Regions from separate parts of the Homo sapiens genome. Here region 2 is linked to region 1. A link is a contact called in ENCODE Hi-C or POLR2A ChIA-PET data. All regions are on one chromosome and are shown on one strand. The core of a region is the stretch at or near the end of the contact, and the rest is flanking DNA. Distances in the headings are between cores, read along the strand shown.

Evidence for each region. Hi-C counts contacts between places; a loop is a spot of excess contacts on that map. ChIA-PET counts read pairs that join two places held with the same protein, here RNA polymerase II (POLR2A). Pooled maps may share reads with other maps.
Region 2: a map of gastrocnemius medialis shows a loop between it and region 1 (4-fold over the local background). The contact joins two enhancer-like sites. A Hi-C loop is called at or near these places in 5 of 168 maps with a recorded cell type or tissue (ascending aorta, gastrocnemius medialis, ovary and 1 more), 11 of 37 single-sample maps with no recorded cell type and 8 of 50 pooled maps. POLR2A ChIA-PET finds 5 or more read pairs at or near these places in 22 of 52 experiments (AG04450, B cell, CD4-positive, alpha-beta memory T cell and 16 more).

What each region holds. Positions count from the first base shown.
Region 1 is chr22:41,399,688-41,405,375 of GRCh38, forward strand. No RefSeq gene overlaps it. Among named protein-coding and RNA genes, the nearest start is that of TEF, 21 kb to the left of the region's middle. RefSeq lists an enhancer at 2,781-2,925 and a cis regulatory region at 2,847-2,860. Within about 2 kb of position 4,349, at least 10 of the 41 ENCODE cell types and tissues checked have a DNase peak (open chromatin) inside an H3K27ac peak, as active enhancers do; they include GM12878, gastrocnemius medialis and thyroid gland, where a contact is called at or near this core.
Region 2 is chr22:41,480,005-41,485,014 of GRCh38, forward strand. All of the region lies in intron 1 of ACO2 (aconitase 2), which reads left to right. Among named protein-coding and RNA genes, the nearest start is that of ACO2, 13 kb to the left of the region's middle. Within about 2 kb of position 1,297, at least 15 of the 41 ENCODE cell types and tissues checked have a DNase peak (open chromatin) inside an H3K27ac peak, as active enhancers do; they include GM12878, gastrocnemius medialis and thyroid gland, where a contact is called at or near this core.

The DNA of each region.
Region 1 (5,688 bases), core at 3,099-5,598:
GGCTGGGCGCGGTGGCTCACGCCTGTAATCCCAGCACTTTGGGAGGCCAAGGCAGGCAAATCACAAAGTCAGGAGTTCGAGACCAGCCTGACCAATATGGTGAAACCCCATCTCTACTAAAAATACAAAAAATTAGCCGAGCGTGGTGGCGGACACCTGTAATCCCAGCTACTCAGGAGGCTGAGGCATGAGAATCGCTTGAACCTGGGATGCAGAGGTTGCAGTGAGCTGAGACCATGCCACTGCACTCCAGCTTGGGCAGCAGAGCGAGACTCCATCTAAAAAAAAAAAAAAAAAAAGGAAAGGACAGGCACGGTGGCTCACGCCTGTAATCCAAGTGCTTTGGGAGGCCGAGGCAGGCAGATCACTTGAGGTCAGGAGTTTGAGTCCGTTTGAGTCCAGCCTGGCCAACATGGTGAAACCCTGTCTCTACTAAAAATACAAAAATTAGCTGGGCATGGTGGTGCAGGCCTGTAATCCCAGCCACTTGGGAGGCAGAGGCTGGAGAGCTGCTTGAACCTGGGAGGTGGAGGTTGCAATGAGCCAAGGTTGCGCCACTGCACTCCAGCCTGGGCGATAGAGCGACACTTGTCTCAAAAACAAAACAAAACAAAACAAAACAAAAAAAACCGAGAGGACTAAAGAGTTGGATCCTCTTGGTGGGACTCTTGAGGGTTTTCCTTTTCTCCTGTTCTTTGGCTATAAAACATTTATAATTTTTTTTGGGGGGGGGGACAGAGTCTTGCTCTGTCACCAGGCTTGAGTGCAGTGGTGGGATCTCGGCTTACTGCACCTCCGCCTCCCGGGTTCAAGCGATTCTCCACCTCAGCCTCCCAAGTAGCTGGGACTAGAGGCGCATGCTGCTACACCCGGCCAATTTTTTGTATTTTTAGTAGAGACAGGGTTTCACCATGTTGGCCAGGCTGGTCTCGAACTCCTGAGCTCAGGCAATCTGCCCGCCTCGGCCTCCCGAACTCAGGCAATCCGCCTACCTCCGGCCTCCCAAAGTGTTGGGATTACTGGCATGAGCTACCACGCCCAGCCTGCAAATATTTCTTTTATATATATATTTTTATTTTTATTTATTTATTTTTGAGACTATCGCTCAGTCACCCAGGCTGGAGTGCAGTGGTGTGATCTCGGCTCACTGCAAGCTCCACCTCCCGGGTTCACGCCATTCTCCTGCCTCAGCCTCCCCCAAGTAGCTGGGACTACAGGTGCCTGCCACCAAGCCCAGTTAACTTTTTTTTTTTTTGATTTTTTAGTAGAGACGGGGTTTCACCGTATCATCCAGGATGATCTCAATCTCCTGACCTTGTGATCGTCCCACCTCGGCCTCCCAAAGTGCTGGGATTACAGGCGTGAGCCAGCGTGCCCAGCCTGGCCAGGCTGGTCTTGAACTCCTGACCTCAAGTGATCCACCCACCTTGGCCTCCCAAAGTGCTGGGATTACAGGTGTGAGCCACCGCGCCTGGCCCCCTCTGTATTTTCTACTCTGCATGCAAATGCGCTCTCTCAAAGCGGAGATCTGTGCAGCCACGGCAAGCACAGGGGCATGGGCTTGAAACATGTCAAAGCTGTGAAATCTCTGTATGTATGGCAGAGCACTGGCTTTGGACTCCGACGGTCCTAGGATCAAACCCTGCCTCCATCACCAATTTGGGGTATGATCGTGGGCAAGTCACTTCCCTTCTCTGGGCTTCCAGTTTCTCACCTGTAGAATGGAACACCAGCGGCCGGGCGGTGGCTTACGCCTGTAATCCCAGCACTTTGGGAGGCCGAGGCAGGTGGATCATGAAGTCAGGAGTTCGAGACCAGCCTGACCAACATGGAGAAACCCTGTCTACTAAAAATACAAAATTAGCCAGGCATGGTGGCACATGCCTGTAATCCCAGCTACTCAGGAGGCTGAGGCAGGAGAATCACTTGAACCCAGGAGGCAGAGGTTGCGGTGAGCCGAGATAGTGCCATTGCACTCCAGCTTGGGCAACAAGGCGAAACTCCATCTCAAAAAAAAAAAAACAAAAGCAAAAACGAACACCAGCTTCATAAGACAGTTGTCCCACGAAGACACCTGGAGCAGGGCAAACACCACTCAGCAGCTGCCATTATGGTGACAGAGAGGAAGGTACGGACCTACATGGAGACCATCACCTCCAGTCCCAGCAGCTGCTGCCCATCGCGGGTTGTCTACCAGCTGGTGTGGGATGCAGCCAGGGTCAGACCAGCTGTGTGGTCTTGGACAACTTATCCATTTCCCTGAGCTGTTTCTCTCTCTGTCCAACAAGGATGCGCTACACAGGTCACATGTGCGTGCCTGACAGCACATCTCGACCCTTCTCCTTCCCCTCCACCCCAGCTCCTTCAAGGACAAATTCCGAAGCTGGACACATGCCCCCTTCCTTTACTGCACCCTATTACCAGACAGCCCTTCACACACTGCCCCGTGGCTGTGCCAGGCTGGCCCAGCTGGCAGCTCCTGACGTCAGCAGCTAATCCGGGAAAGCTGCCAGCCAGAGATAGGGGTGAGCAGCAAAGGAAATCAGAAACAGGTTTTAAGATGGGTGCCCCAACCCCCCAGCCAGCCCTCAGGGAGCTTTCATCAGCCTCTCACTTAAGCAAATCCTCGCAACCATGCGTCCTGATGCCCGGTCCCCTCAGGATTAAGTAAGTGCTGAGCAGGAGGCTTTTATTTTAAGCTGCAGCTCTGTCATCAGGAGCTAGGCACACAGCAAGCCACTGCCTAGCTGTCCCATAGGTTTCTCCAAACAGAGTAGTGGGCGTCCACTCAGGTCTGGATTTCAGGCTGACTCCAGGAAGTCCAGACTACAGGGAGGTAGAGGGGACGGGGCAAAGGTCAAGGATCAGAGGTAGAGGGGACAGGACAAGGGCCTCAGTGTGTTGCCTCCAGCTGGCCCTCCCTCTTAAGGCACAAGGCCCGGTGCACCATTCCTCACTGTTCTTATGTCTTCCCAGCGTACAGCACGCAGGACGGTGCTATGGTTTGAATGTCTCCCCAGAATATATGGGTTGGAAACTTAATCCCTAATGCAATAGTGTTGGGAGGTGGGTCTTAATGGAAGGTGTTTACATCGTAAGGCCTCCACCCTCACGAATGGATATAAAAGAGCTTGAGGTGGCTGGGTGCGGTGGCTCATGCCTGTCATCCCAGCACTTTGGGAGGCTAAGGCGGGCAGATCACCTGAGGTTGGGAGTTCAAGACCAGCCTGACCAACATGGAGAAAGCCCGTCTCTACTAAAAAGACAAAAATTAGCTGAGCGTGGTGGCGCACGCCTGTAATCCCAGCTGCTTGGGAGGCTGAGGCAGGAGAATTGCTTAAACCCGAGAGGCAGAGGTTGTGGTGAGCCGAGATCGGGCCATTGCACTTCAGCCTGGCCAAGAAGAGCGAAACTCCATCTTAAAAACAAAGAGCTTGAAGCTGCACGTTGGAGCTCTTGCTCCCTCTCACCATGGGATGCCTTCTGCCACGTTATGACACAGCAAGAGGGCCCTCACCAGATGCAGCCCTCGATCTTGGGCTTCCCGGCTTCCCGAGCTGTCAGAAATAAATCTCTATTCATACCAGCACAAAATGGGGCTGGATGCAGTGGCTCATGCCTGTAATCCCAGCACTTTGGGAGGCCAAGGCAGGCAGATCATCTGAGTTAAGGAGTTCGAGACCAGCCTTGCCAACATGGTGAAACCCTGTCTCTACAAAAATACAAAAATTAGCTGGGCATGGTGGCGGGCACCTGTAATCCCAGCTACACAGGAGGCTGAGGCTGAAGAATTGCTTGATCCCAGGAGGCGGAAGTTGCAGTGAGCCAAGATCATGCCATTGCACTCCAGCCTGGGTGACGAGCGAAACTCTGTCTCAAAAAAAAAAAAAATTTCCTGTAGAGACAGGGTCTTAACTGTATTGCCCAGGCTGGCCTCAAACTCTTGGCCTCAAGTGATCCTTTCACCTTGGCCTCCCAAAGTGCTGAGATTACAGATGTGAACCACCGAGCCTTGCCTTTCTTCCTCTCCATCCTTGGCACCCAAGTCTAGTTCTTTAACCCATTTGCTCCTCCTGGGTCTTCCCAACTCCTTCCTGTTTCAGAGCCATTGCACTTGCTGTTCCTTCTGCCTGGAGTGCGTGCCCCCACATCTCCTCAGCCTCGCTCTGTTCTCAGTGCCTGGCCTGCCCATGCGCAGCAGCAGTAGCTGCTCCCCAAATATCTGCTGACCTGGCTGTGGGGAGGATAACACCAGAGCTGGGTGTGACAGCGGTGTTGTATCACCACCAGGTGGAGCTGTAGACACGTCCTGGGCGGTGACCTCGGGTCCAGCCTCCAGATCTGTCCTCTCAGCAAAGCCTCCAGGGCCCTCCGTGCCAGGCAGTGCTGTGGGCACCAGCTGACTCAGCCGCCGCCCCTCCTGCCCTCCAATGGCTACTGGCATACGTGGTCCAAGGGCTTGCACAGAAGCCTGGGAGGAAGGGAGGGCTGGCTGCCGCCCAAGGCCTGTGCTTCTAGGCTCTTTCTGGGGAGGGAGGGGACGTGGAGGGAGTTGGGTGGGGATGGTAGCTCAGCCAGGCATCTGGGATGAGGGGTTCTGCAGAGGCGTCGGACTTGGAGTCTATCTGCTGCCTGAATTTGTATCCCACCACCCCCAGTCCTCCATATGCCTTTGACAAGCCTGGCTCTGAGCCTCAGTTTCCCCATCTGTCAAAAAGAGAGAATAGACTGGGCACAGTGGCACTTTCAGAGGCCAAGATGAGCGGATCACTTGAGCTCAGGAATTCAAGACCATCCTGGCCAATATGGTGAAACCCCATCTCTACTAAAAATACAAAAAAATTGGGGCCAGGCCTGGTGGCTCATGCCTGTAATCCCAGCACTTTGGGAGGCTGAGGCAGGTGGATCACGAGGTTAGGAGTTCAAGACCAGCCTGGCCAAGATGGTGAAACCCCATCTCTACTAAAAATGCAAAAATTAGCCGGGCGTGGTGGTGCGCACCTGTAATTCCATCTACTCGGGAAGCAGAGAATTGCTTAAACCTGTGAGGCAGAGGTTTCAGTGAGCCAAGATCGCACCACTGCACTCCAGCCTGGGCGACAAAGAGTGAGACTCCATCTCAAAAACAAAAACAATAACAAAAAAATTAGCCAGGTGTGGTGGCAGGCACCTGTAGTCCCAGCTACTCGGGAGGCTGAGGCAGCAGAATCACCTGAACCTGGGAGTCAGAGGCTGCAGTGAGCTGAGATTGCACCACTGCACTCCAGCCTGGGCAACAGAGAGAGACTCTGGCTCAAAAATAAAAAAAAGTGGGCCGGGCACGGTGGCTCGTGCCTGTAATCCCAGCACTTTGGGAGGCTGAGGCGGGCAGATCACAAGGTCAGGAGATCGAGACCATCCTGGCTAACACGGTGAAACCCCGTTTCTACTAAAAATACAAAACAAAAAATTAGCACTTGTAGTCCCAACTACTCGGGATGCTGAGGCAGGAGAATGGTGTGAACCCAGGAGGCAGAGCTTGCAGTGATCCGAGATTGTGCCACTGCACTCCAGCCTGGGCGAGAGCGAGACTGTCTAAATAAATAAATAAATGTTAAATTTTTTTTTAAAATAAATAAAGAATAAATGGGCCGGGTGCAGTGGCTCATACCTGTAATCCCAGCACTTTGGGAGGCTGAGGCGGGCGGA
Region 2 (5,010 bases), core at 47-2,546, 77 kb after region 1:
ATCACTTTTGTTCCTGCCAGTTGCATAGCAACCAAGCTAGCTGACTGCCTGCTGGCAGGAGGGAATTGTTTAGCTTTGATTTCTTAGGAGAGGAGCCAGGCATCGCCTACCAGGAGGGGGAGAAAATTGTTAGAAGCCCTGCAATGGAGGTGTGGGAAGATGCTTCTCCTTAGGAGGGTGTGGACTGATGTGCATTCCTGTGTTGCCCACTTAGACAGAGTCCACCTGAGACTTCTCTGCCAGGAAGGGCTAGGCAGTTAGTTGCTAAGAGATGTGAGCCCGAAGTCATCCTTCTGTGAAATGGGCTGCCGTGTAATGTATGAGTTCCCCACTGCTGGAGACAGCTTGGCTAGGTTGGGTGAGTGTGTTAGGCATTCAAATACAGAAGGAGTGGATAGATGAGGCCTTTTCAGTTCCATTTCAATTCCAAGATGTGCTGTCCTGGTGCTTGGGACCTGCTCTGGGGCTCTGGTCTTTGGTGGCTGGGGAGGGAGAAGTAGGCGGCATAGTGGAAAAACATCTGCCCGTAATCCTCTCCCCAGTACACAGGCAGGCCACGTTTTAGTAGCAGCATCTCATTCTCCCAGGCGAACTGAGTAATAGCAGCTTACGTTTATTGAATGCCTGCCAGAAGCCCAGCTACCAAGCTCTATGCCTTTCGTATATATTTTTTGTAATAGAATGCAGTATATTCATAAAAGCTCTCTTCTCCCCGTCCCAGTCCCCAGGGCAATTTTGTGTTTATCATTCTAGACTTTTCCTCTGTATTTACAAGTCTTTCTAATCCTCACAAAATCTCTGCCATTTTTGTTGTTGTTGTTGTTCTTCCGAGATGGAGTCTTGCTCTGTCACCCAGGCTGCAGTACAGTGGCTCGATCTTGGCTCACAGCAGCCTCAAACTCCTGGGCTCAAGCAATTCTCCCACCTCAGTCTCCTGAGTAGCTCAGACTATAGACACAGGCTAATTTTTGTATTTTTTTGTAGAGATGGGGGTCTCGCTTTGTTGCCTAAGCTGGTCTTGAACTCTGGGCTCAGGAGTGGTGGTGATCCACCTGTCTCGGCTTCCTAAAGTGCTGGGATTACAGGCATGAGCCATTACCCTCGGCCAAAATCTCTGCTCTTTTACCCCCATGTTACAGAAGAGGAAATTAAGGCTCAGAGAGGTAAAGAATCTTACCTGAGGTCCCACAGCTAGGGAAGCTGAGATTCCAAGCCAGATCCCTCCAGCCCTAGAGTGGATGCCATTTCTGTGACTCGGCACTTGTCTTGGAGTGTTTCCATGATGGCACTCTGACAAGTGCTTGGTGACTTCTCTGTCAGTTGTTAAAGCAACTGTCTCAAGAGACCTGGCCTCTCCCGGACCCTGGCCTGTTTGGGTGGCTCGGCACCCTCAGCTCTGTAGCTTGCTCTGTATGCTGGGGCTCACTGGTACATGGCTCCCCAACAAGCAGTGCTGTATGCACCATGCTGGACAAGGTGGGCAGAAGCCTGCCCGAGAATAGGTCAGTCCGTTTCGATTGTAGTATTCTCTGAATACAACTGGTCCCAAGGGAAGACCTCCGACCTCCGTCCTTTGGGAAGAGAGGGCAGCATGTCTGACTTTGGCCGAGTGGGGTTGTGGGGAGTTCTGAGTGGGTGTACATGTGATGTGCCGTGGGGTGGGCCCTTTTCCCATCTGCCACAGCTCTGAACCCGTGCTGTTGCTCATCACGGCTTCTGCCAGAGGCACTTAACTTGAGTTTGAAAGCACAATCCAGAAGGCCGGTGGTCGTGTCACGGCTCTGCCTTCATCTGTTTCATCAGTAAGTCTTTCTTGAACTTCTTCTATGTGTTGGACATTGTCCTAGGTTCTGAATATATTGTGACCAGAATAGACCATTTTTTGTCCCCATGGAGCTTATATTTTAGTGGACTTTACTTTCCCATCTGGTCCAAGTCTCTGTCTTCTCATGTAAACAAGGGACAGAATGACCTGTAGTAATCCCACTTGGCACAATTGTTAGGGTAAGAGAGCTGTTGTCATCTCGCCAGCAGCATCCTTTCTTCCCTTGTCTTGCCTAGCCGTGTGGTGCCTGGCTCCCCGGTGGGGGTCTGCTGTGGGGATGCCCCTTCCCTCAGCGTTTGCCCACTGTTCTGTGTTGGTAGATGCAGGATCAGCAGAGCCTCCCTTACTCCCTGGAAGCCCTGGAGATTTGTGGCTCATCCAGCTAGACTCAGCAAAGGCACTTAGGGTCAGCAGTTGGGACCAACAACCCCCTGGAGGACTCAGCCCACCTGGCCGCTGGGCCTGAAGCAGAGGTTGGGAGACACTGTCGGTAGCACAGGGAGAAAGTCTCGGCCTCTGCAAGTTCCCAGCTGTTTGACCTTAGGCAGGCCCCTTCCTGTCTCTGAGCCTCTGCAGCTTCAGGCAGTTAGGGAGGCTGAGCTATGCACAGCAAGGTTCACAAGAGTCACACAGAGATGTGTGGGAGGTGATAGTTACTCCAAAACAGATCTGTGGGCATCTGGCTACTGGTCACCCTGATGGGAGACTCCCACTTAGGTGTAAAATTAGGAAGTTGTTTTGTGGCTGAGGAAGTGCTATAACGATGCTTAGGATGGAGAAGACATAATTGTGGTTTTCAGTGATTTGAAGGGCTGGTTGTGGAAGACTGACTAGCCTCATTTGATCTGGTTCCAAAGGATAGGACTAGGAAGTTAGGCCTGTCATGTGCCAGGCACTGGTCTAGGTTCTCTCCTTTCATCCTCACTGCAGCCTGTGAAGCATTATCCCCATTTACAGATGGGAAAAATTGATGTTTAGAGGGATTAAATAAAACCACAGAAGGTTATACAGCTTGTAAGGGGCAGAGCTGGGATTTGAGCCCAGATCTCCAAAGCTGGAATGATGTAATGGGGGCACATTTTCATTTGATTTAAGAAGCATTAGTTTAAAATCTTAGAACTGACCAGTAGTAGAATAGGCTTTTGGGAAGAGAGTGAGCTTCCAGACCTAGTCATGTTGAACCAGGGGGCTTATGGGAGTTGATGAGGGGAGATTTTCTGCCTCGAGGCCACCTCAGTCCTGCCCTCAGCCCCTTTGTTCCCCAGAAAGTGGGGGAAAGTGGAGGGCGAGGGCGCAGTGAAAGTATTTCTTCTAGATGAGGGCCTGGGATTTACCAGTGAGGATTTTACAAGGCCTGAGACGTAGGCTCCAAGTATGGGAAAAAATTTTCCCGTTTCCCAGTTTTGGGAAAACTGTGTTGGATGGCCTTATGGGTGACCTCAGGAATGTCTCTGTGGCCTGAGGTTGAACTGAGCATTGAGTGTGTTTTACTTTTGGAATCAGGAAATAAAAACAGAACTCTGTAAAGTTATTTTTAAAAAATATGGCTGGGTGCAGTGGCTTATGCCTGTAATCCCAGCACTTTGGGAGGCCAAGGCGGGCGGATCACTTGAGGTCAGGAGTTCGAGACCAGCCTAGCCAACATGGCAAAACCCTGTCTTTACTAAAAATACAAAAATTAGCTGGGCGTGGTGGTGCATGCCTGTAATCCCAGCTACTCAGCAGGCTGAGGCAGGAGAATCGCTTGAACCCAGGAGGCAGAGGTTGTAGTGAGCCAAGGTTGCGCCACCGTATTCCAGCATGGGCGACAGAGTGAGACTCCGTCTTAAAAAAAAAAAAAAAGAAAATTAAAAATATGCCCAAGGCATCATCATCATCCTTCCTTAAATAATACTGGGCTGGGCATGGTGGCTTACACCTTTAATCCCAGCACTTTAGGAGGCTGCAGTGGGAGGATGGCAGATACTTGAGGATGTGTTCTCTCAAAACGACAGTAATCTAAGAAAAATCCATTGAATCCAGGAAACAAGAATCCAACTCAAGAGGAGGACAGGATATTCTAAGGATACTAATGGATGTGAGTTCCAGAGAGGTATTAGACCTTATGGGGAAGGAGACAGAGGCTCCAGGAGATGACGAGGCTGGTGGATCTCCTGACGCATTCATAATATCGAGTGTCGTAGCCGATGGAGAGTTTGAGAATGAATTTGTGATAAGTACACCAAGTGTTGAAGTTTGTTGTCTTTGGGGCAGGGAAATGGGGGGTTGGGACTTGAGTCCTGGTTTCCTTTATAATGATAGTTTTTAAATTTTAATAATGCGTAAAGATGTTACTCTGATCAAAATAGAAAATTACATTAAAAACAAAAGTATCAAATACTACTAATAAAGATTAGTATTATCAGGGTTGTATTTGCTCAGAAACTTCAGCCCTGACACCTGTTCAGTGTGGGTACAATGGATTCCATGGTACCAGGGATTGTGGGGAGGGAGAGATGCAGCATGGACTAGTGCTTGGTGCCTTGCTTGGAGTCATTGAGTATTAGAGACCCACAAGATATCCTGTACCAGGCCAGGGAGCTGGTGGATGGGTAATGATGATAGATGTCCCTGGATGGGCTTCAGGGAGTCTGTAAAATTGTGTGTTTTATGATTTTTCTATATTTTCTCCATGAAATATATCTTGCTTTTTATAACGGAGGAAAAATTCTGGTAATTTTTTTTTTAAATAGAGACTAGGTCTCACTATGTTGCCCAGGCTGGTCTTGAACTCCTGAGCTCAAGTGATCCTCCTGCCTCAGCCTCTCAAAGTGCTGGAATTACTTTTAGTATTTTACATATTACATAATTACATACTTGCTATTCTTTGGGAACCCATTCATATTATTTCATGCCTCACAGTAACTCAGAATAACATTCATATCATTTCATTCCTCACATAATACTGCAGATATTATTCTTTTTTTCCAAGTGAGGAAATTGGGGTGAAATGTGCTTGTCATGTAGGTAGTAAGTGACAGAGCTGGGCTTTGGAGTCAGCTCTTTTTTTTTTTTTTTTTTTTGAGATGGAGTTTCACTCTTGTTGCCCAGGCTGGAGTGCAATGGTGCAGTCTCAGCTCACTGCAACCTCCACTTCCCGGGTTCAAGTGATTCTCCTGCCTCAGCCTCCTGAGTAGCTGGGATTA